Linked DNA regions of Mus musculus: regions 1 and 3 are each linked to region 2. Evidence: chromatin loops called from intact Hi-C (ENCODE). Cell type or tissue: heart. All regions are shown on one strand.

Region 1 (8,000 bases), 1.0 Mb before region 2:
AGAGAGTGGAGAGTAGCCATGAATTACATTGGCTGAGCTGCTTCTGCATGGGTGGAAACAGTGGGCCAGATGTTTTTGCCTCTGAATGAACCACTGGGTGTTGGAACCATCTTCAGTCCCTTCCCTCCACGACCCTCACTGGATGGCCCCTACACACACACACACACACACACACACACACACACACATACACACAGACACACACATACACACACACACACCTCACTATAAAGCCCTTCCACTTACTGCTCCTGGTGGAGTCTCAGAGGACTCAGCGTGTGTTCTGCTTCTCTTCATAGTCAAACACCTGATACCTGCTTAGCAGTAAGAAACTAATAACTGCCCCACCAACCAATCTGCATTTTCTTCCCAACTACAGTCCAGTGTAGGCTTAGATTTTTCTCTAAGCCTATTTTCTCCAGACCAACTCTGCTTTATTTAGGGTTCTCTCATGCTTCAACCTCCCTTCTAGTTAATTGGGATGAGTCAGCAGCAGCAGCAGCAAGAATCAGCTGGAATACCACGAGAAATTCTTGGGCGCATTTCTCTCTAGGAAGTGAAGAGCAGAAAAGTGCTGCACATCTTCTCAATGCAAAAGCGCCCTCTCAGACTCTGTGGGATTCCACTTATACTCTTCCCAAACTTCACGCACCCTCTCACGTGTCTGCTTCAGCAAAACACCCTCTCAGAAGACAGCTTCATCACATGACCCAACTGAGTTTCCAAAGAAACCAGAAATTTCCACTTCAGTTTAGTTCTGTGGCTGTGGAGATTTTTTTCTTTATTTTTTACTCCCAAAGCTGGTTAATTCATCTTAATGAATTATATGAAGCAGTGATCTTATATTACCCCAAGAAATGGAGTCTTACCAAGAACAGCCCTGTTCATACTTTAAGGAAGCTTTAGAGAACAGATTAAAGTCTGAACAAATTGCTGGCTCCTTAATTTCTTATGCTGCCGCTAGCCTGATTCCTCCTTTAGTGTTATTTTATTTTATTTTATTTTATTTTATTTTATTTTATTTTATTTTATTTTTGGTCTTCTCTTTATCTGCTGTTGACTAGCAGACTTCTCTACCATTCAAAGGTAGGAAATCCTTTTGATCTTATCTCTCCCTGACAGGACGGGGATTTTTTTCCATTTTTTATTAGGTATTTAGCTCATTTACATTTCCAATGCTATACCAAAAGTCCCCCATACCCACCACCCCCACTCCCCTACCCACCCACTCCCCCTTTTTGGCCCTGGCATTCCCCTGTACTGGGGCATATAAAGTTTGCAAGTCCAATGGGCCTCTCTTTCCAGTGATGGCCGGCTAGGCCATCTTTTGATACATATGCAGCTAGAGACAAGAGCTCCGGGGTACTGCTTAGTTCATATTGTTGTTCCACCTATAGGGTTGCAGTTCCCTTTAGTTCCTTGGGTGCTTTCTCTAGTTCCTCCATTGGGAGCCCTGTGGTCCAGTCAATAGCTGACTGTGAGCATCCACTTCTGTGTTTGCTAGGCCCTGGCATAGTCTCACAAGAGACAGCTATATCTGGGTCCTTTCAGCAAAATCCTGCTAATGGTGTCAGCGTTTGGAAGCTGATCATGGGACGGATCTCTGGATATGGCAATCACTAGATGGTCCATCCTTTCGTTACACTTCCAAATTTTGTCTCTGTAACTCCTTCCATGGGTGTTTTGTTTCCTATTCTAAGAAGGGGCAAAGTGTCCATACTGTGGTCTTCGTTCTCTTTAGTTTAATGTGTTTAGCAAATTGTCTCTTATATCTTGGGTATCCTAAGTTTCTGGGCTAATATCCACTTATCAGTGAGTACATGTTGTGAGAGTTCCTTTGTGATTGGGTTACCTCACTCAGGATGATGCCCTCCAGGTCCATCCATTTGGCTAGGAATTTCATAAATTCATTCTTTTTAATAGCTGAGTAGTACTCCATTGTGTAAATGTACCACATTTTCTGTATCCATTCCTCTGTTGAGGGGCATCTGGGTTCTTTCCAGCTTCTGGCTATTATAAATAAGGCTGCTATGAACATAGTGGAGCATGTGTCCTTCTTACTGGTTGGGGCATCTTCTGGATATATGCCCAGAAGAGATATTGCTGGATCTTCCGGTAGTACTATGTCCAATTTTCTGAGGAACCGCCAGATTGATTTCCAGAGTGGTTGTACAAGCTTGCAATCAGGAAGGGGATTTTGAACCAAATTGCTTCATAGGTAGCAAGGTCCTCATACCTGTTCTAATCAATAGCAAACTCTTTCTCAAAACCAGCCTATGGCCCACTTCCCTTGGCTAGGACTCTCGGGCACTCTCTCCTAAGCAGCAGCCCATGGAGTTTTGGGGCCTTCTGAGTGACATAATCAACAAAAGCTTTCCTGGAGGTTCCAGCTACTGGTGGTGATTCCCGCTATCTGAAGGGAGAATCGGAAGAGTTGTATGACCGTGTATGATCTTGTATGACTGTGTATGATCTCGAATCCTGTTCAGCAAATCCTGGGTACTTATTCGGGACTTAACATTGAGCAAAGGCATAAATGCCCTGTTGTTTTGTTGTCAGCCATTGTGAGACTGTGGAAGTTGTGATTCTCTCTTTCCTCACAGTTGGTTCCCTGCCTTTGACTGAAAACCCTCCCTTTGTTTGTTTCCCAGTGGTGGTTAGAACTGTGGAAGTTTGGTTTTAGATGATGGCTCACCAGAATGTGTTCTCCCTCCTCTCAGAGTCTTCCAGGGCCACACCTTTACGTAACCAAGTGACTCGTGCCATCCTGATTCGGCCTGTGTGTGCTATATTTGCCTTATATCTTTCCATAGATTCTAAGCAAGCCAGTACACTGCATACTTCACACAGGTTATCTCACTTAGTCCTCCTAACAGCCCTACCAGTTAGGTATTGGTACTGTTTTACAGCTTGGAAATCAGAGCTTGAGAAGGTAAATAGTGGCCAGGTTTGTAGAGTATGGGCACAGAGGCTTAAGGCTGATGTTGGTGTCCATGGATTTTGGACCCATCTCCGATGAGTCATTCCCAGCTTCGTGGAGGACACATATCACTTGGGGAACACATAAGAGTAAAATCTGTGCCTACCTCTTGTCCACTGCCTCCTGCAGTGCCTATTTTGTCTAAGGCAAGTGACTAACTGGGTTCTCTCTGGTTACATAAGCCATCAACATCCATAACATATATTTTATAATAATTTATTTTTTATTCACTTTATATCCCAATCACAGCTCCCCTCCTCTCTTTTCAGTCTCACTCTTACAAATCCCTCCCCCCATTGCTTCTTACCCCTTTCCTCAGAGATGGGGAGCCCCCCTTGGGTACCACTCTACCCTGGGACATCCAGTCCCAGCAGGACTAGGCACATCCTCTCCCAATGAGGCCCAACGGGGCAGCCCAGGTAGGGGAAGGGGATCCAATGGCAGGGAACAGAGACGGAGACTCCCCCCACTGCACTTGTTAGGGGGCCCATATGAAGACCAAGCTGAACATTTGCTACGAATGTGTGGGATGGTCTAGGCCAAGCCCCTGCCTGCTCCCTGGCTAGTGACAGTCTCTGTGAGTCCACATGGTCCCAGGTTAGTTGACTCTGTAGGTCTTCTCCAGCAGCATATTTTTAAAGGTGTATTTTATTTTTTACATTATGTGTGTGAGTTGCACGGGAGCAGGGGGCTGCACATGGTTGCAGGTGTCTGTGGAATCCAGAGACATTCGGTCCTCCTTGGAAATCTATAAAGTATATTTAACCTTAGACCATTATCATAATGCATAAGGACCTGGGCACTCCAGAAGGAATAAACAAAGAAAGGTCAAGTGTTGGAGAGAGTAAGGTTAAAGAAAAAAGAGAATTTTGTGGGTTTGTCACCCGGAAGCTGGATATCTGAACACGTGATTCTGAGGGTGACAGTAACCTTTGGAAACTAGAGGCCAAATCCCCACCCTTCCGGTAACAGTAACAGTGCTTGGTTCTCTGTGGTCACACGGGGTGAAGACTGACAGACGTGTTTGACTTAATGCTCTACGATGTCTTTGCAAAGTAACTGATTAAAAAAAAAAACTAATAAAATGAAAATTGAAATCTCAAAACAAAACAAAAATCCCTTGGAAGTCATAGAAAGCCCCTGTGCTTGGCCTCCTAGTGAACACAAGAGGGCGCTAGGCTCACATGATTCACTGGCTGCCTATGAACACACTAGACACATTACTTAAAAGGCATTTCTTAAACGTTGCACGTGCTGAACCAACAGATTGCTTCACACTGTAATCTCCACCCCTTGTGTAGTAACTGTCATCTCAGTTAATTTTATGGGTCTCAAAGGCTTGCCCGTCCATAGAATGAGGAATTATATACCTAAAAACAAAACCCAGAAGTTTTGTCAGGTATGAGGATCTGAAAGAAGAGTTGCAAAAGCAACTTTTTTCTGGTGAAACCTCCCAACAGCTTAAGAGGAAGGGGCTTTGGCGAAGATTTCAAGTGTTATAATTCTGTAGGACACACGCTGTCTGAGCTGGACATCGCTAACCCTTCTAACTCCCCAGCTGGTTCCAGACTCACAAAGCTCACTCCCATGATTCCTCAGCTTCTCACGGGGGCGGGGCTGTCTGTGTCAATGTCAAGGAGCATTGGGGGGGGGGGGGGGTCTAACTAATAATTCTGTTTTTTTGTGGTACAATAAAGAAGAAAATCGGATAAATAAACACATGGTGGTAGCTACAGTTCTTATTTTAGGAAAGTTATTAGACAGAGGAGTGTTACATACCATTCAGATTTTACATCGTTATCTGGAGAAGGCATTAAAATGAAAAGGGTAGAGCTGGGGAACAATGGAAATTAGGGTTTTGCCATGAGTTTGAGACGGGGGTTGTTTGTAGGAGTGGACACTGGCAATGAAGGACAGACAGGCCTGATTTGTTACACAGGAAGGATCAGAGATGAAGATGCTGGGTTAGGACCCACTGGCAAGGAGAACTTTGACATGGATGTACTCACTAAGAATAGAACATTAGTACTCTTCTAGTTGCTATGACAGGACACCTGACAAAAGCATCTTAAGGAAGGTGGGGTTTACAGTTTGAGGGCACAGTATATTCCAGCAGCGGCGGGGTGGGGGGCCAGTTGCTTGCATGGTACCTGGAGTCAGGAAGCAGCGATGGATGGGGGCACTCACCTTGCTTTCCCCAACCCCTGGTAGAATGGCACACACATCTAGGGTGGGTCTTCCCTCCTTGGTCAACCCCATCCTCACGGAATCACAGACTCACCTAGGATCTTGTCTCTTCAGTGGCTCAAGATCGTGTCAACTTGACAGTGAGTGTTAACCATCAGATGAGGTCAGCATAGAGAAAGAAGGTTTGAGGGACAGCCTTACGGGCCTAGAAAGTCTCAAGAGGGACAGGTGTATCCGATACCACACCACTGTCTAGGGAAGACAGCAATCCTAGTGTTACATACTGCAGAGAGAAACATGACAAGCACCAGAAGTTGTAACCAGAGAAACCTCTGGCTACATTCAAGAGAGTATGCTCCAGCAGGAAAACCTAAGAGTGTTCCGGTGGATAGACTTGAACACCTTCTCGCAGCAGAAGCAGGATGCCAGGCTGGAAACTAAGTTGAAAGGATCAACATGACACTCACTGTTCCTTTTCTGTCACTGCTATAGCAAATCATCACGGGTCAGTGGCTTAAAGAAAAATAGGCCAGATGTGAGTTCTGTAGAAGCCCAACACAAGTCTCAATAAACTCCAATCAAGGTATCTGCAATATTTTAAAATAATGGCTACTAGCTATATTCTAGGACAGAGCCTCCAGATGCAACCTGGAGTTTGCAGGGAATACTGGGGTCAGAGGAACACAAGAAGTCATTCTTAAAGATGTAATGAGCAAAATGCAAACTATAGAAAGCTGTTCTAGACAAATGGCTCACTCCCTTAAAACACTGTGAGCAAAAGCAAAATGCAGACGAGTCACAGTTGGAAGACTTAGAACGGCATCAGCCAATTGCAATGTATTGATTTGGTCTGCATCTTAATTCAAACAAACGTAAAAATGTACAAGGCAATTCGGGAAATTGAAGCAGGGACTGAATACTTGATGGTATTAAGAATGTTTGATTGCCTTAGGTGTTACAATGAAATGATTACAGATTAAGCCACATGGTGTCAGGATTTTAGTAGAGTAAGCTAGGGGCAGAACCAGGGTTACATGGGAGAAGACAGGATGCAAGGCTGACCAAGCTGATAGTGTGGTCCCCAGGTGATGGAGATATTCGCTTTTCTGCTTCTTTAATCTTTATAAGTTTGTATAATTAAAAGACTATCATAAAACATGGCTCAGGCAGTATGCATACTCCTTTCTTTTCTTTTTTTTGAAATAACATCTTATGTTTTCCAGGTTGGCCATGAACTTCTGATATAGCTGAGAATGGTCGTGAACTGAATCATCTGGCCTCCACTCCCCCAGTGCTTGGACGACAACTCTGCACGACCCAGTTTGTCCATCCTTCCATCCTCCCTTCCTTCCTTCCTAAAAAATTTGGTTAAAATATGGAGGAAAGAAAGATGAAAGTATGTGTCCTTAAAATAATTTTAAAGTATCTAACCACATTAACAAGAAATGCAAATAAACATAGAAAAGAAGTGGAGAGATGTGATTGGTGTATTTTATTTTTTTTAATTTTTCTTTATAACTATTACCAAGTGTCGTTCATAGCACAGGAGCATTCTTCTAAATGCTTTAAAATATTGCTCAACAGATGGATAAGTGAAACCTGTTACACATACAATCAGATGTTATTCTGTTTCACAAAAGAAGAGTGTTTTATTTTCGTAACAAAAATCCCACAAGAGCAACTTAAGGAAAGGGTTACTTGAGTTAACCAGGACAGGAGATACAGTGCATCAAAACAAAGAAGAAATGGGAGAGGCAGCAGGAAGTGGCTGGTCATATGGTGTCCACAGCCAGGAAGCAGAAAGTGACTGGTCACATGGTGTCCATAGCTAGGAAGCAGGAAGTGGCTGGTCACATGGTGTCCACAGCTAGGAAGCAGGAAATGGCTGGTCACATGGTGTCCAAAGCCAGGAAACAGAGAGTGACTGTTCACATTGTGCCTAGTTCAGCATAGCCCTGGTAGGGGTAGAATGACATGGTTCCTGCCCCTGAGACGGGGCCAGCAGGATTCTCTGCCTAGTACATAGACAGTGTTTTGCTTTTCACTTGGACCCCAGCCTTTATGATAATTTTGTAATAATTCATGTCTACACTCAAAGCATTAATTACGTTTTCTTTAAACTGAGATTGACGGGTACTAACGGATGGTAGCTCCTGACTACATGCATAGCTGTGACAAAATATCTGATCCATGGGGCTGAGAGGAAGATGACATCCTCCATCTATGTCCCCCATCAGGCCTGCGACTTCTCACCAAAGCCCAGGATCTAGAGACAGTGGGCTGATATGTTCAAAATGATCAAGAACACATCTGTCAGCCAGGAACCTCTAGACAAAAGATGTTGAGATGGAGCCATATCCTGGGCCTTCTGCTCTCAAACAAGCAAAACGCTTAGTTTGTCCTTAGAAACAACAGAGATTGTGATTGCTTGTGCATCTGGGTGTTGGCAAGGCAAGAGCAAGATTCCAACAGACTGATTGGGTAACGGGTCTGCTTTCTAGTTCTTTTTTTTTTTTTTTTTTTTTTACTTGTTTTCTTTTTCCTTCCTTCCTTCCTTCCTTTCTTTCTTTCTTTCTTTCTTTCTTTCTTTCTTTCTTTCTTTCTTTCTTCCTTCCTTCCTTCCTTCCTTTCCTCCTTTCTTTCTTTCTTTCTTTCTTTCTTTCTTTCTTTCTTTCTTTCTTTCTTTCTCTTTGATTTAAGTATTATTGCATTACGATGAGAAAAGATACGTAATTTCAATTTGTCTGAATGTGTTAACATTTAAAAACATATTTTGAGTAAATAGACTTACGTCACACTCTTCTTTCCCTCTTGTACCCCAACTCATCCCGGA
Region 2 (8,000 bases):
CAGAGGCCCCCAGTGTTTGTTCTTGTCTCCACCACTTGTACTCTCTAACACCAAACTACTTGGGAAAGAGATTTCTTCACCTTGTGCCCAAATCCCAAGAACTTTCATGAAGTGGAAATGTCTAGCTCTTTGGAAAGTTCAGTTTATGTCAAATAATGTTTTGCTGAGGCACACAGGTGAAAGGATGTCTTGCTAAAGCAGACACATGAAAGGCTGTTTTCCTGAAGCAGACAGGTAAAAGGATGTTTGGATATAGCAGACACATGAAAGGACTCTTGATGAAGGTGTACAAATATGACCCCACGGACAGTGGGGGATGAGCCCTGAGCTTTGGCTTGGTTTGCTGTGCCTTGCTATTCTTTGATAACGACCCACATGAATTGGTTTGCCTTACATTGTATTGTTGAGCTTAACCTGTGATAATGCTACCATTGAGAGAAACTCTCCCAAGAACTGCTCGTGAGGTTCCTGCAGCAGCTTGTTGCCTCTGCAGCCTCACCCTAGGCTGGTTGGAAAGCCTGGCAGTTTGTTCAGGTTGAACTTGAGCTGCCTGGTGCTTGCTTGCTGAAAGGATTGGACTGCAGCTGCTGGTTCATGCCTGGTGTCTGCCTACCTAGACAACTGGTCTGCAGCTGCTGAGTCATGACTCAACAGGACTGAACTGCTACCAAAGAAAATCCAGCTTGTCCCCAAAGAACTACTGCTGAATAGGTCCAATTACCCACTTTCCTAATAACTTTTTCTTCCACTACCTCTGCTGGGTGGTGGGCTAGAGGAGAGGTTGAACCCTTATTAAAAGAATGTTGCAGGGGACTAATATCCAATATATACAAAGAACTCAAGAAGATGGACTCCAGAAAAACAAATAACCCTATTAAAAATGGGGCACAGAGCTAAGCAAAGAATTCTCAACTGAGGAATACCAAATGGCTGAGAAGCACCTGAAAAAAAAATGTTCAACATCCTGATGTAATGGAAATGATTACATCAGAGAAATGGAAATCAAAACAACCCTGAGATTCCACCTCACACCAGTCAGAATGGCCAAGATCAAAAATTCAGGTACAGCAGTTGCTGGCAAGAATGTGGAGAAAGAGGAACACTCCTCCATTTCTGGTGGGACTGCAAGCTGGTACAACCACTCTGGAAATCAGTCTGGCGGTTCCTCAGAAAATTGGACATAGTACTACAGGAATATCCAGCAATACCTCTCCTGGGCATATACCCAGAAGATGTTCCAACATGTAATAAGGACACATGTTCCACTATGTTCATAGCAGACTTATTTATAATAGCCAGAAGCTGGAAAGAACCCAGATGTCCCTCAACAAAGAAATGGATACAGAAAATGTGGTACATTTACACAATGGAGTGCTACTCAGCAATTAAAAACAATGAATTTATGAAATTCCTAGGCAAATGAATGCATCTGGAGAATATCATCCTGAGTGAGGTAACCCAGTCACAAAAGAACTCACATAATATGCACTCACTGTAAGTGGATAGTAGCCCAGAAACTTAGACTACCCAAAATACAATTTACAAAACACATGAAACTCAAGAAAAAGGAAGATCAAAATGTGGATACTTCGTTCCTTCTTAGAATGGGGAACAAAATGCCCATAGAAGGAGTTACAGAGTAAAAGTTTGGAGCTGAGACAGAAGAAAGGACCATCCAGATACTGCCCCCACCCAGGGATCCATTCCATATATAACCACCAAACCCAGACACTATTGCATATGCCAGCAAGGACCCTAAAAAGGACCCTGATATAGCTATTTTTTGTGAGGCTATGCCAGTGCCTGGCAAATACAGAAGTGGATGCTCACGGTCATCTATTGGATGGAACACAGGGCCCCTAAAGAAGGAGCTAGAGAAAGTACCCAAGGAGCTAAAGGGGTCGGCAACCCTATAGGAGGAACAACAATATGAACTAACCAGTACCTCCAGAGCTTGTGTCTCTAGCTGCATATGTAGCAGAGGATGGCCTAGTCGGCCATCAATGGGAAGAGAGGCCCTTGGTCTTGTGAAGATCATATGCCCCAGTACAGGGGAATGCCAGGGTCAGGAAGTGGGAGTGGGTAGGTTGGGGAGCAGGGTGGGGGGTGGTATAGGGGGCTTTGGGGATAGCATTTGAAATGTAAATGAAGAAAATATCTAAAAAAGGGAAAAAAAGAAAAGAAAAAATGAAAAAAAAAAATGAAATAAAAAAGAATGTTGCAAAAAAATTCATGCCTACATTTTCCCTGTGAACTGCTATGGAAAATCCATTTTCACATACACACTAGCAAACACTTCTCCTTTAAAAATACTTAAAATTGGACATCCCTCCTGAGACACACACACACACACACACACACACACACACACACACACACACACACACAGTTATTCTAATAGGCCGTCTTATTAACTGACTATACTATTGGATTGTTTTCTATTATTTTATTTTCCTATAAGTAAGGAAAATTGAGAGATGGTGGTATTCTAATATAAACTTTTTTAAGGGAAAAATTTTAAAAAACTTATTTTTTTAATAAAATAGATTTTAACTGGGTAGATTGTACCTCCTTTAAACACTGCTTATCTTTAACATCCTGTTCACCTTGGCCCAATTTGGTGAGTCCCACCTGCTCCACTCTCAGCATCCAGCCTTGCTCGCCCAGGTTACACATCCTGTGCTCTGGTCCATGAGGGTAGCTCTCATTCCTCATCAAGGAAGCTTCTTTTTGCCATAGATGCAAACCATTAGAGAAAGCCACAATTGTTCAAAACACAGAGAACTACTGACTGTGGTATACCTGCCCCCAACTGGTACATGTGCAACATGTACCAGGGTTCAGGGAACACTACAACAAAGGGAGTGAAAGACTGTATGTCACAGGAGATATACATGTGTGATCTATGTGCACAGAAAAGCTGTGCCCATAAAATCCACACAATCCAGTTGCCTAAACAAGACCTAAACTTGGCTAGTACCAGTTGCAATACTGACATGACAAGATGGATGGGGCCATCCCTCTGGGCCCCATCCCTAGATGACGAGCTACAGGCAATTAATGACTGGTCAAAGAGGGAGAATTAGTCTTCTTCAAGGTTGAGCACCTTAATTTGTTATCTAATACCAGGCAGTCAGCCCTAAAATCATATATATGCAGACAACAGTGAAAGAACTCAGCAGGTTGCACTTATGTGTTTACTTATTCATGTATAAATAAGCAAAAATAATAATTAAGAGAGGTTTATGAGGAAGGGAATGGTTTAAATACAATGCACATATATGAAAATTTAAAAATAAAAACTATTTTTCACAAGTAAACAGTAAGTCTAAAGCCTATTCTTAAACATTTGATGGTATAATTATTAAAAGAATAAAGATGGGAACAAGTTTATTCTTAAGGGGACTTGACTATTACAAATTAGCCTTTGGTCAAAGGCTCAAATTAATCTTCCCACTTATTCATTCAAAAAAGTTACTGAATGCCTTCTTACACACAAGCTCAATATCTTTTTTTTTATTAGGTATTTTCCTCATTTACATTTCCAATGCTATCCCAAAAGTCCCCCATACCCTCCCCCACACTCCCCTACCCACCCATTCCCACTTTTTGGCCCTGGCGTTCCCCTGTACTGGGGCATATAAAGTTTGCGTGTCCAATGGCAGGCTCAATATCTCAACACAGTTACACTTACAGAGATGGAGAATTTATCATAAAATCACACCAAAAAAAATTTACTTGCAATGAGTTTTGAGTGTACAGAAAGTCTGAATGTCCATAACTATCTTAAATCCTCCTGAAAGTTCTTAATAGCATTCCAAACAGCTCCTTACATATGCATACTGCAGACCAACCTTTTGACCTGGCTACTGTTGAGTAAGAAAGTCACGTTCAAGTCAGGAACTGTGGTAGAGAATTTTGGGCAATAAATGAAACAGATAACCAATACATAAGTCCTTAGAGAGTCTTCCCAGGCACAGTGCTTGGTTATGTATTCCTTTAGATATTAATGAAGGATGTGTTTACGCTCCTCGTCCTCCTCCAACAAACAAATCAAATCTGTTCTCACTCAAACACCCACTGCTTCAACTTCCTGGGCCTGGGCCGGGCTCAGATACCACGGGGTTAGAGCGACACCTGGTGACCATCGGCAACCTCACACAAATCCATTCTACATCTCAAAAAGCAAAAAAAGAAACAAACCAAATAAACCAAAACCAACCAAGCAAACAAAGCAAACAAAACAAAAATTCTGTTAATCAAAAATCTCTCAAATTACAACTGAAGCATGGATGTCCTGCTCTAGGGAGTAATCTGGAGAGAGCTTAGAGGAGCTATGAGAAAAACAGTCCAAAAAACGGAGGGGGATAACATGATACCCAGGGCAACACTGGCAATAGCAGAAGCCTGGGGTGGAGGTTGGGAGTGGGGGTGTGGGGGGTGGAGGGGGAATCTTCTCTGCTTGGCCGCAGGACCTCAGCATTGGCAAGCAATAGAGCAGACACAAGACAGAATTTCAAAAAGATTTCTGTAGAGCATCTTGGCAGCCTCCGTGAGCACTCCTGGGAAAGCAGACCAAAATTCATGGACTCTGTGCACTGAAGCCTGACAAACAGATCTTGTGAGAAGGCAGCAAAGAAATTCTAAATCAGATCTGTACCTTGAAAACCTGATTGGGTATCAAACTTTAGAAAGTGGCTTTCACAGGGTCTCCATACAGCAAGCAAGACATTGGCATCTCCAGAGGACCAGCAGCAACCCAAACCTTGAAGGAAGTCACAGAGTGTGACCAACACCTGAGACTGCCTATGAAACCCCGCCCATCCACCAGGACAGCACTGGTGACTTGAACTAGGGAAGACACAGAGTGGGGGTGGGGGGGGTGGGGAAGGGGACTCCAAGGAAGAGAGCAGGTTCTAGAAAGTTGGAGGAAACATGAGAGTCTGGAAGTCATTTAATATTCCTTTTGGTAAGCCAGTTTAGGATCTTTTGCTACATTGTATGCTCAAACATCTTTACCTCTCTCTTTCCATATGCCTTCAGTCCAGTCCCCCCTGCTCTCTCCACAGATCATCTCTTCTGCTTTATCATCCCAACACTAATCACCAGTCTCACACATCTATTTGTGTTCGCACTCACAATTACTAACATCAGTGTATACGGTGTTATCAATGCCCCCTTCCTCACTGCAGTGGCAAGCACTTAAGGAGCAATTGTTCTGCAATTGACTCCTACTCTCTTCTCCACGGAGTTCTACTTACTCCTGGACAGTGACTGCGGTTTCATAGCATTCTGCTCTCAAAGGAGAGCAAGGATAGAGCCTCTGCCTGGAGCATCAGTCTAAGAGGAAAATGGAACCTCAACCCTATGACAGCCTTGTCATTCTGAATGCTATATGTATATGAAATGGAAACTTAAGGGTTGTTTGGAGAGTCAGTGTGTTGGATGGTATTTTGCTAGGTCAAACACATGAAGGAGTGTTTTCCTGAAGTGGGCACATGTGAAAGACTAAGGCAGGCTCATAAAGAAACATTTAGCTGAAACAGACACAGGAGAAAGGATGCTCTGCTAAAGCAAGCATGTGAAAGGACATGTGATGATGGATTCTTTGCTAATGACACGCATGTATTGGTCTGTCTTACATTGCATAGCTGAGCTGCATTTGTCAGGACTTCATAGAGAGAAACAAACCAAAAAGCTTCTGGTGGTTTGCTGCAGTTTTGTGCTGCTTCTGCAGACTTGGGCTGATAGGCAGGGTGATGTCAGCTGAGACAGATTCATATGCTGAGGCAAGACCTGTGGAGGACTCATGATGTTTGGAGGGTGTAAATAGAACTCTGTAGACAGTGATGGATGCTGAGCTGGGCTTGCTTATAGAGCTAGCTGTGCAATGATTATTGGTCTTGCATCTTTGCTGATCTTCACTTTGTTGAGAGGCACAGCCAAGAACGTCTCCTGCTGTCCCTCCTAGTCCCTTCTGCTGACCATCTCTGCTAGGTAATGCCAGCTACTGCTGATTTGTGTTTGCTATCCTGACTACCAAATTGGACTGTTGGTGTATTTGCGAAGTGTTAGCCAGTGGATCGAGCTGCCCCTGCTAGCCTGTGAACTGAACTGCTGATTCCCAGACAACACAGATAGAAGTTGCTCCAAAGATCCTTTCTAAACAGGTCCACCTCCCCCATATCCTTTCTTTCCCAGTACCTCTGGTGGGTGGTAGGCTAAAAGAGAGGTTAAAGCATTTACGAACCATCATTAAAAATAGACTATGAAAAAAGAAAAGTTACATACCCCCCCCCCATGTAAAAGCCTCAACCCAAAAAAAAATGTAAGGAACATGCCCCCTTAAAAAAGTACTGACCTTGGGGGCCAAAGAGATAGCTCTGTGATTAAGGACACAAGCTGCTCTTGCAAGGGACCTAGGCTTGATTCCCAGCATTCACATGGCAGTTCACAACCTTCTGTAGCTCTAGTTTCCAGGGCTCTGATGTCCTCTTCTGATATATCGAGGCACCAGACACACATGTGGTCCAGAGTCATACAAGCAGGCAAAACACCCATACACATATAATAAAGATTAAAAAGAAAAGTAATGACTCTCAGTGAGAGAGAACTAGATGAAATTTTGGATCAACTCAGAAGAATGATTTTTTTTTTTTAAAGTTCAAAACAAATGATGCAAACCTTTCGAATGAATTCCATGAGAACACAAACAGCTGAATTAAAAAGTGAAGTCAATACAAGAAATGAAAATAAGTTCAATGAAGAGCTAGGAGGACTGAAGGAAAAACGAACTGATGAAGAATTAGAAAAGGTCAAATCAAAAGCTCACTGGGAAGCCTCCTTAACAGCATGGGCCTTTGGGAGGAGGACCGAGCGAGCACCGGGCTTGAAGGAAAAGGACAGGAAGAAGAACGCTGGTTGTGAACAATGGTTAAGGTTTTTTAAAAGTACAAAAGGAATATGTAAGATCTTTAAGAAACCATCCAAAGAACAAACCTTCAAATGGTGGACATAGAAGTCAAAGATGTGGAAAATAGTTTCATTACAATTACAAGCAGCAATTCTAGGGAAAGGGGGGCTCATCCAACCCAAGAAGCACATACAACACAAAATAAGACCAAGAAAGAAACTTCTCAACTCAAGCTTAAAACACTATATATTCTAAACAAAGAAAATGTTCTGCTGCAAGAGAGAAACAAGTCACAAATAAGGGCAGCCCACCCAGGGACAGATGGTTTCATAACAGAAATTTGAAAAGCCAAAAGAGCATGGGATGAAGTATTTCATGTTCTGGAAGACTATCAACCCAGACTGTTACACTCAGCAAAACTGTCATAACTGGTGGAGAAAGGGGGAAAAAAAAGACCATTTCATGATAAGACTGGGATAAAGGCATTTATAACCACTATCAGTTCCATAGAAGGTCCTGGAAGGAGTTCTTTGAACTCAGGAAAATAATAAACATACCTAAAAGGGTATAGAGAAGAAAAACAAAACAAAACAAAGATGATAGAACAATAGCCAAACAAATACTACAAAATCAATTAAATGATAACAATTAATAGACACCACTCAATATTTACTCTGAATATTAATTCTCATGTCAAAAGGCACAGAATAGAAGACTAGAGTCAAAAGCAGGATCTATCTAGTTTCTGCCTCCAGCAGCATATACTGAAGAAAACCTCAGTATCACGATATCTTAGGATGAAAGGGTGAAATAAAGATTCAAAGGAAATGGAACTGGGGAGTGAGATAAGACCAACTCCAAACTAAAATTAGTCACAAGAGGCACAGAATGCCACACTAGGCTCTTTAGGGAAGCAGCATGTAGAGGACATGACAATTCTCAACGTAAATGTACCAAACATGTCCCCAATTGTATAAAATACTACATGGATAGACTCAGACCAATCCCAATACAGTAAGAGTAGGTGACTTAAATATTACACTTTGACCAAAACACAGGTCATCCCAAGAAGAAAATAAACAAAACA
Region 3 (8,000 bases), 660 kb before region 2:
CACGTATGACATAGGCTTGTTTCTACAAATTTTGTAGGGTACAGACATTATCTTATACCTTACTTTAAATGCTTGTCCCCAATCGTTTGCCCTCAGATACTCATTTACTGAGCTACAAAATCCCAGCGTTTTATGCACATTTATCAATACTCTCTACGTTAAAGCAGAGGTACTCAACCTTCCTAATGCTGTGAACCCTTTAATACAGTTACTCATGTTGTGGTGACCCTCAACCATAAAGGTATTTCCATTACAATTTCATAACTGTATATTTGCTACTGATATGAATTGTAATGTAAATATCTGTGTTTTCCAATGTTCTTAGGTAACTTCTTTGTATTGGCTAGTTTTGTGTGTCAACTTGACACAAGCGGGAGTTATCACAGAGAAAAGAGCCTCCCTTGAGGAAATTCCTCCATGAGATTCAGCTGTAAGGCATTTTCTCAGTGATCAAGAGTGGGAGGGCCAATTGTGGGTGGTGCCCTCCCTGGGCTGGTAGTCCTGGGTTTTATAAGAAAGCAAGCTGAGTAAGCCAGGGGAAGCAAGCCAGTAAGAAACATCCCTCCATGGCCTCTGCATCATTTCCTGCATCTTGACCTGCTTGAGTTCCAGTCCTAGCTTCCTTTGGTGATGAACAGCAATGTGGAAGTGTAAGCAGAATAAATCCTTTCCTCCCCAACTTGATTCTTGATCATGATGTTTGTGCAGGAATAGAAACCCTGAGTAAGACACTCTTATTTAAAAGAGTCAGTCAACCCACAAGGGGTCACGACCCCAACGGTTGAGAACCTGTGGACTAAAGGCGTCTTATTAGCAACTTATCAGTAAAAATAATGATCTTACAGTTTATATCAATCAAATTATAGTTCATGTGATTTACACAAAAAGTTTATATGAAGTACAGGGCACAGGACACCTGCTTGGCTACTGGACTTGTATAGGCAGAGTAGGCCACCTCTAGCATCAGCACACTCACGTCTAAGTACGGAGATTCTGAAATGTATACATAAAATAAAATGCTAGATAAAAAAGTATTTTCAGTAGGCTATAGCCTCAAATTATAAGTCAAGTCAAGGAAAAAGTTACAAAAACGAGCTAAAAGTTTTAATGATATACAGTTTCCTATAGTTAATGAATGATAAAACCAGAGTGATTCTGAAACACACCACCCAGCCTTACTGCCCTACTCAACCTGCAGTAAGAACACTTCATCCTTACATTATCATGGCAACAAGTCCTTTTTTTAATACTGTGTTATTACTAAGCACAGAGGTAGTTTGAAGTCAAGAAAAATAAACCTGATAGTTTCCACATTCCTTTTTACCTGTTTTTATTATACCAGGTCACAGAAGGCCACTTACCTGCAGACACACAATGCACTTGCACACACTTTCCCGTGCCCGGCTACCCTTTCCCTTTTATCCCTTGCCTTCCTCCTCCTCTTTCTTCCCTACATGATTTCCCATCTCCTTTAATGTCAACTGTACATACGTGATTTTGTGTATCTCTACAAAATCTAGGGTCCATAAGTGGGCAAAAACAAGTTTGTGTTTCTAAGATTGGTTAAGTTTGTTAAACATGATTATCTTTTTTTCTGCAAAAGAAATAACTTCATTCTGTGGTACATATAGACCATATTTTATTTCTCCTGTTGATGGCCACTTAGATTAATTACAGAACTTCCTTCGCTCTCCTGAACTGTGGTGCAGTGATAAAGACACGCAATATTCCTGTGGTGTGCTCAGGAGTGGGGACAGTGGTGTAATGTGGGTAACTCTCCTCTTAGGCTGACTTCTATAATGGCTGGACTAGTTTACTTCCTACTGTCAGGCCAAAAGCATTCTTTTTTTGTCCAGGATCCTGACAGAATATGATTTTTCTTAATGAAGTCTGTTCTGTATGGGGTAAGATAGAATCTCAGTGTAGCTTTAATCTACATTCCTCTCATGGCTAGTTAGGGTAAAGGTTTTTTTTTTTTCCATTTGTTTTGTGTTTTTGTTTTAAATTTGTAATACACTCAACTGGTCTGACAGTGTTTTTAACTTCACTTTTCTTTCTAGTGCTGGGGATTGAACCCAGCACCTTATACATACTTAGACTTGATTTTTTAAAAATATTTTTTCAGCTTTTGAAGCAAAAATGACAAATAAGAATTGTATGTCCTTAAAGTATACATCTTGATGATTTAATGTGTTTAACTGTAAAATGATCTTCTAATGAAGCTAATAAACACAACTGTGACTTCTTGTGATTATCATTACATTTTCTTTAAAAGATATTCCTTTCTTTAAGATGAAAGATTTAGGGAGAGGCAGAAGGACTTAGAGTTTGGGGCCAGGCTGGGCTACTAACTTAAGTATAGAATAATAAGATAATTAAGTGTTTGAGGCCATCCTGTATTAACTAGTGAATCCCAGGCCAACTTAAATATATGGAAAGAATGTCAATACCTCTCTCTTCTTAATCTCTCTCCCCTTCTTCCCCTTCCTCCCCCCCCCCCCAAGTAAAACCCTAAGAGTTGAGAAAGACCCTTAAAAGATGCCACTGGATTAAATGAGTTACCTAGCCCAGTGTCATTTCCTCAAAATGAACCTGACCTTATGGAAGCTAGCTCGCCTTCATCCTAATGCTAACATCTCCACAAAGGCACTCTGCCCCTCAGAAGCATGTTACCATGGTGGGATCCTCTACGTCAGTACTGTCCATACATTCCTTCTGCACTAGTGCAAGCTCAATCCCTAACAACTTCTGCCTGCTGCAACTCATAGTCACCAACTGAGACCTATATTTTATCATGTATTCACATGAGATCCAGTAATTGGCACTAATATAAATTAAATTCATTTTAAATTTCATATTCAGAGATTAAAACATGGTAACTAATGATAAGGCTATATATTTAGAGCTTCCAAAGGGATTTTACACGTACCTGCATTCCTGGTTGTGAGGTACATCATCTTTTTCTTTTTCTTGTTGCTTATAGTTCCACAAAAGGGTCCTGGAGGATGACAAGACTTAATTTAGACGACACATTGAGACTCAACCGTAAGTTGCCCAGTTGTTTTGTGAGGAGGTAAGAGAATTGCCCTTCCTAGGAGGGGTGAATTTGTCACTGGATTTTGATACACTACCAGTAGGTGGCAGAAAAGCATAAAAATTAGAGAGGAAAAAAGCAGATGAGCAGGAAAAATTAATTCTCCATGTATTTCAAATAAATTCATTTGTGATTTCAGAAAAAACAAAACAAAACAAAACCAGAGGCAAAAGGTAAGCCCAGCCCCTCCCTGCCTGTTACTTGTGAGAAGTTCTTCACCTGAATTGTCCCAGTCTCGGCGAACAAATGCCTTTCTCTTCTCTTCCAGGAACTGGCTTGGAATCAGACCAGCACTTCCTCCCTCTTTCACATGGCTAGCCTAGAATCAAATGAATTTATCAGTGACCAAAGTTTTACACAATATTTTAGTAAGTCCAAGTGCTGGTCAGTTGAAGTTAATTTCCTATGGAAAACACTCTTTCAATCCATGGAACTGTGTTAAAGCATTTAAACAAAGAAAGCAATTTGTATCTAAGACTCATGTATGTCCACTGGTAATGACATGTTGAGACTCCCATTAACAACAATGTAGAGGCTCCTCAAATACTACAATGTTTTCTTTAGAGGTTGGGGGCGGGAGTGAGCAAGGACAGGAAATGTGTGTGATAGTCAAAGAGCAGAAAGAGAACGCTATTTTATATAAAGGAGTGTTAAGGAAGGACTTTATAAACCATTTCTACTGACCTCAGTCCTAGGATGTTATTTCCTGAGTCTAAATCAAAAGAATTTCCAGTACTGGGAATACAAAGCATAAATTTTAATTCATGCTAACAAGAATCTGAATATCCCAAGGTGAAGAATTTAAAATAAGTAAAACTTTATCTAGTATAAAAAATAAAAACTTTAAAATCAAAGGAAGTAGTTCAAAAATGTTTTACTCGAGTGTTTTTGGGTCTATGTGTGTGTGTGTGCATATGGGTGAAGGTGCCCAGGGCCAGAAGAAGAGCTGGAGTCCCGGAGAATGCGAGCAGCCACCATGAGTGCTGGCTCTGTGGGTCCTCCACAGGAGCAGTGAGGGCAGGCCTCTTAACCAGCTGCTCTCTAACCCCACAAAAGTGGATATTTTTAAATGACAATGATTCACATCACAATGTTATTGTCTTTCTTCTTATAAGTGGAATAAAACACCTGTTTATCAGTTTTTAATAATCCTGAAAACTGGAATTAAATAAGACTATCAAAATGAAGAAGGAGACTCAAATGCCAGTGAGAGGATTAGAAAGCTAAGAGCATTTACAGAAAGTAAACTAGAGAGCACCTGGACGGCCCATGATCAGCCACAGGAAGCGATTAGACAGTTTTAAAGCCTACAAGTGTTTCAGTGACCTCTTGCATTCATCAACTGTTTACTGAGCTCACGTCCTAGCTATCTCACCATGGTGTACTCACTGATAAAAATGTCTTCATTGACACACCAGCACACTGTGCCTAGGCTGCTCTCATCCTCTACATCATCTCTCTGTAGAAGTCATTTAACTCATCGCTGTTAACAGCAGTTACCAGTCACAGCTAAGTTTATGCTTGGTACTGGGTCCTGGAGGCTTTCTTCTTTTACCCTGTTCTCTAGTGAGGCCAGAATCAGCTCTGAGAATTGAAAAGATTCTTTGTTTCTTGTCATTTTCTTCAACTTTGAGTACTGTGTCAACTTATGTAAACCTCAAGAAACCCTGACAATGAGTACAAAGTTCTTCTTGCCTTAAAACACATTTGAAGGTGACTACCTTGGGAAAGAATTGTTTCACCTAATTCTTAAACCGGGTGACATGCCACAGGCAGGTTATGCCTGCTCTTATTTACACAAACAAATTCTCTCTCAATTTGGTCTTCTGTCCACAAAGCTGGCAGACGTAAAGCAGAAGTTGTTCATGCAAGAAAAATCATGGGAACAAATGCTTCCTGCACTTTTAGATACTGGGCAGATCAAAGATTGAAAACAGAAAAGTATTTGAGGAATTTTTTGAGAATCATACTAACCTGCCACCAATTTGGGTCTTCTCTGTTTACAATCTGAAGAATTTCTCCTTTGGAAAATTTTAGTCCTGCTTCTTTGCAGGGTATCAGGTTATCATTGAATGGATTATAATCAAAATGACACTTGACAAATACCTAAAAACACAGCACAATGAAAAAGACTATATGTGTATCACTAAGCACTGGATATTGAAACCAAACCACTGTGATTTAATTGTAAATGACACTAAGTAGTTCAGGAAAGAAACTTATTCTTCTAAATAAAGAATAATTTATTAGAATATTAATATAATGATTTGGTATAGCAGAAAAATCAACATTTTGCTACATTAAAATTTTGTTCATTTTAAAAACTCCTGTTTCTTTCTTCTGCGGTGTGGGGTTTAACCCCAGGGCTTTGCATGCCAGTAGGTGCGTGCTCCCCCATGAGCTGTATCACCCACCCCCTCAACAGCTAACCTCAAGCAGGAAGTGTGCAATAATCACTGCATTCTACCCGGCTCCCCTCTCAATCTTTTCACTTGATTTCCCAACAAACACTGCATCATTTTTAATTTAAATAAATGTCATTTTCAGTTATAACCCTGAGATAACTTATGCAGTGTGAGGCATGTACTTCCAGTAGATCAGGACCGACATTGTTCAGACACCTTGAAAGCAACATTAAACAGCGGTCAACTTGAGGTAAGACCTGGCAACCTTAAAACATCAAGAACGTAACCTCTGTAGGACATTTTAATCAGACAGTTACACTGGCTAAAACAAATAAGGAAAATACTTTCTGGATCACCTTACTGTGATTTATATGTTTAAGTTTAAATTAAGATTAAATTACGAATGAGACAAAACACTAGGAAGGTCCTAACTATTTTCCAATTTAAATTCAAACATACAGGTTTCTCTTAAATTTGATTTCCTAATAAAGGTATGCCAGTTATACTGTTATTTAAGATCTTCAGTGCTTATAACATACTGCTTATTTACTTTAATTTGAATTCTAATTAATCATTTTTAATATTTGATGGCAAGTTTAGATTAACTGTTTTCTTAAAATAGACATACTTCATACATATTTATAGAAATTCAAATTAATCTTCTACAGAAAAGCCTTAGTATTAATCAGCAGATAAACTTTAATAAGCAGAAAATATACAATTAGTCAAACTAACAATGTTATTTTTCTATGTGTATCAAACTTCAACTAGAAACAAATACAATTTTCAAATAGTACAAGTACATACACTATATTATTAGCATGCTTAAAAAACCACCCAGTGTGAGAGATGCATAGGAAGATATTTTTATGTGATCTTGATAGAAGCTGTAGGCCATTTGCAACAACTTTGCAAAGTCTGAGAATCAATGCTACACAAACCAGGAAGCCACTTTTTCCTGACACATAAATTTAGAAGCATCTACAAAGCAAGCATGCACACAATATTAAGACTGCTAAACTGTGACAGGTAGCTAACTTGAGTTTGGCATGCAGCTCAAGGCTCAGGCAATGTACAACTCAAGGTGATAAAGTTTAATCAAGGTAAATTTAGTTGACTGCTAAGACAGAACAATGGGAATACCAGAGAATGTTTTCACATGGTATCATACCTGACGGACGTGGGCTGGGTGCCTCTCCATATTGACGTAACTCTAAAAATATATTTTTCAATTGCATAAATAAAGCCAGAGTTTTAACTTATAACTTAACAAAATCTAAGTAACCTACTGGCTCATTGTATCACTTCACTCATTGGTAAAGCAACTTCCTCCCTAAGTAATTGTTATAATGCCTGTAAATTATAAATAATGCAAGCAAAAAGTCACGGGCATTTGGCACGAGACAGGAGAGACTGTATGAGTAGTTATAAAGGTAGCAGTATGTTCCTGACTTCTGGAGAAAGGCCCACTGAAAAAAAAGCCTATGCCACCTACGCAAGGGTGTTCGCCACTCTTGATTGTGAAGAATACTTTGTAAAGTTACAAGTGTCTTCCAAATTTCAAATATTAGTTACCCTGTTAGGAGATACAACATCCAACTCAGATATAAAAGGATTACGAAAACGAATAATTCTTTGGCCCATTAAATGACTTTTGGAACATTAACCTTGTTCTCAAAAAACTCACATTAAACTTTGGTAAAATTGGTCTGAAAAATCAATTAGCCTAGCACTTGACCTAGGAGTTTTATAAAATCTTTAAAATCATTGAAGAGTTGACTTGCTGTATTTTATGAACTGCAGTACAAAAATAGTTTATGGAGGCCAATTTATCAATCTTAAGTTACTAAAAAACACTTAAAATATTTCAATTCTGTATCCTCACCATTAAAGAAAAACTGAATAACCAACGACTTAAAATAGACAGTAGACAAAGTGAAGTACAAACAGCTTTTAAACATAGGTGTTCAAACTATTGTGAGTAGAAATGAAAATTAAAACACTACTAGGATAACATCTTCTTCATATTAACTAACCAACTACCTACCTACCTACCTACCTAACTAATTTACAGAAACCCAGACAGGATATTGGCTAATAGGGATTTTCCTAACAGGCTTGTGGAAGACTGCTCCAACCTCTTGTGAGGACAATTTGGCAATAATTACCAAGATCACAAACACATAAACCCTCTGACCTAGTGATCCACTTCTGGGAATGGATTCAGCAGTTATAGTACTCGAGCACATGTGAAGTGATTCATATACAATACTAGTAACTTCTGAACTACTAGTAACCAGTAACTGAAAAGATTCAGAGCAGTCTGTTTACCAATGATGAATTGCCTAAACAAGAACTGCATAATGATGATACACCAGTCCATACGCCAATGACAAGAAGGGAATTTCAGCTGGACAGTGATAGCTCACGCCTTTAATCCCAGCACTTGGGAGGCAGAGGCAGGTGGATTTCCGAGTTCTCGGCCAACTTGGTCTACAGAG

The links. Hi-C counts contacts between places; a loop is a spot of excess contacts. Peaks named below come from ENCODE experiments on the same cell type or tissue, not always from the same donor. Only the 100,000 strongest peaks of a DNase experiment are listed, where the experiment ranks them.
Region 1: a loop joins it to region 2, with 6 times the contacts of the local background. A loop is called at or near these places in 23 of 42 quality-filtered maps.
Region 3: a loop joins it to region 2, with 6 times the contacts of the local background. A loop is called at or near these places in 15 of 42 quality-filtered maps.

The regions. Positions count from the first base shown.
Region 1 is chr6:50,541,770-50,549,769 of GRCm38, reverse strand. It overlaps Gm38806 (a long non-coding RNA gene), which reads right to left. Exons shown (of 3, transcript XR_869064.2): 3 at 6,792-7,034. Among named protein-coding and RNA genes, the nearest start is that of Gm38806, 5.0 kb to the right of the region's middle. In heart, a CTCF peak has its summit at 4,132 (motif pointing right); no DNase peak of the experiment used is centred here.
Region 2 is chr6:49,515,351-49,523,350 of GRCm38, reverse strand. No RefSeq gene overlaps it. Among named protein-coding and RNA genes, the nearest start is that of Gm31226, 110 kb to the left of the region's middle. In heart, CTCF peaks have their summits at 4 and 4,148 (motif pointing left); no DNase peak of the experiment used is centred here; H3K27me3 peaks cover 339 bases.
Region 3 is chr6:50,175,589-50,183,588 of GRCm38, reverse strand. Mpp6 (membrane protein, palmitoylated 6 (MAGUK p55 subfamily member 6)) reads right to left here. Exons shown (of 13, transcript NM_019939.2): 7 at 5,069-5,200; 8 at 3,314-3,413; 9 at 2,930-2,998. Among named protein-coding and RNA genes, the nearest start is that of Mpp6, 69 kb to the right of the region's middle. In heart, a CTCF peak has its summit at 3,122 (motif pointing right); no DNase peak of the experiment used is centred here.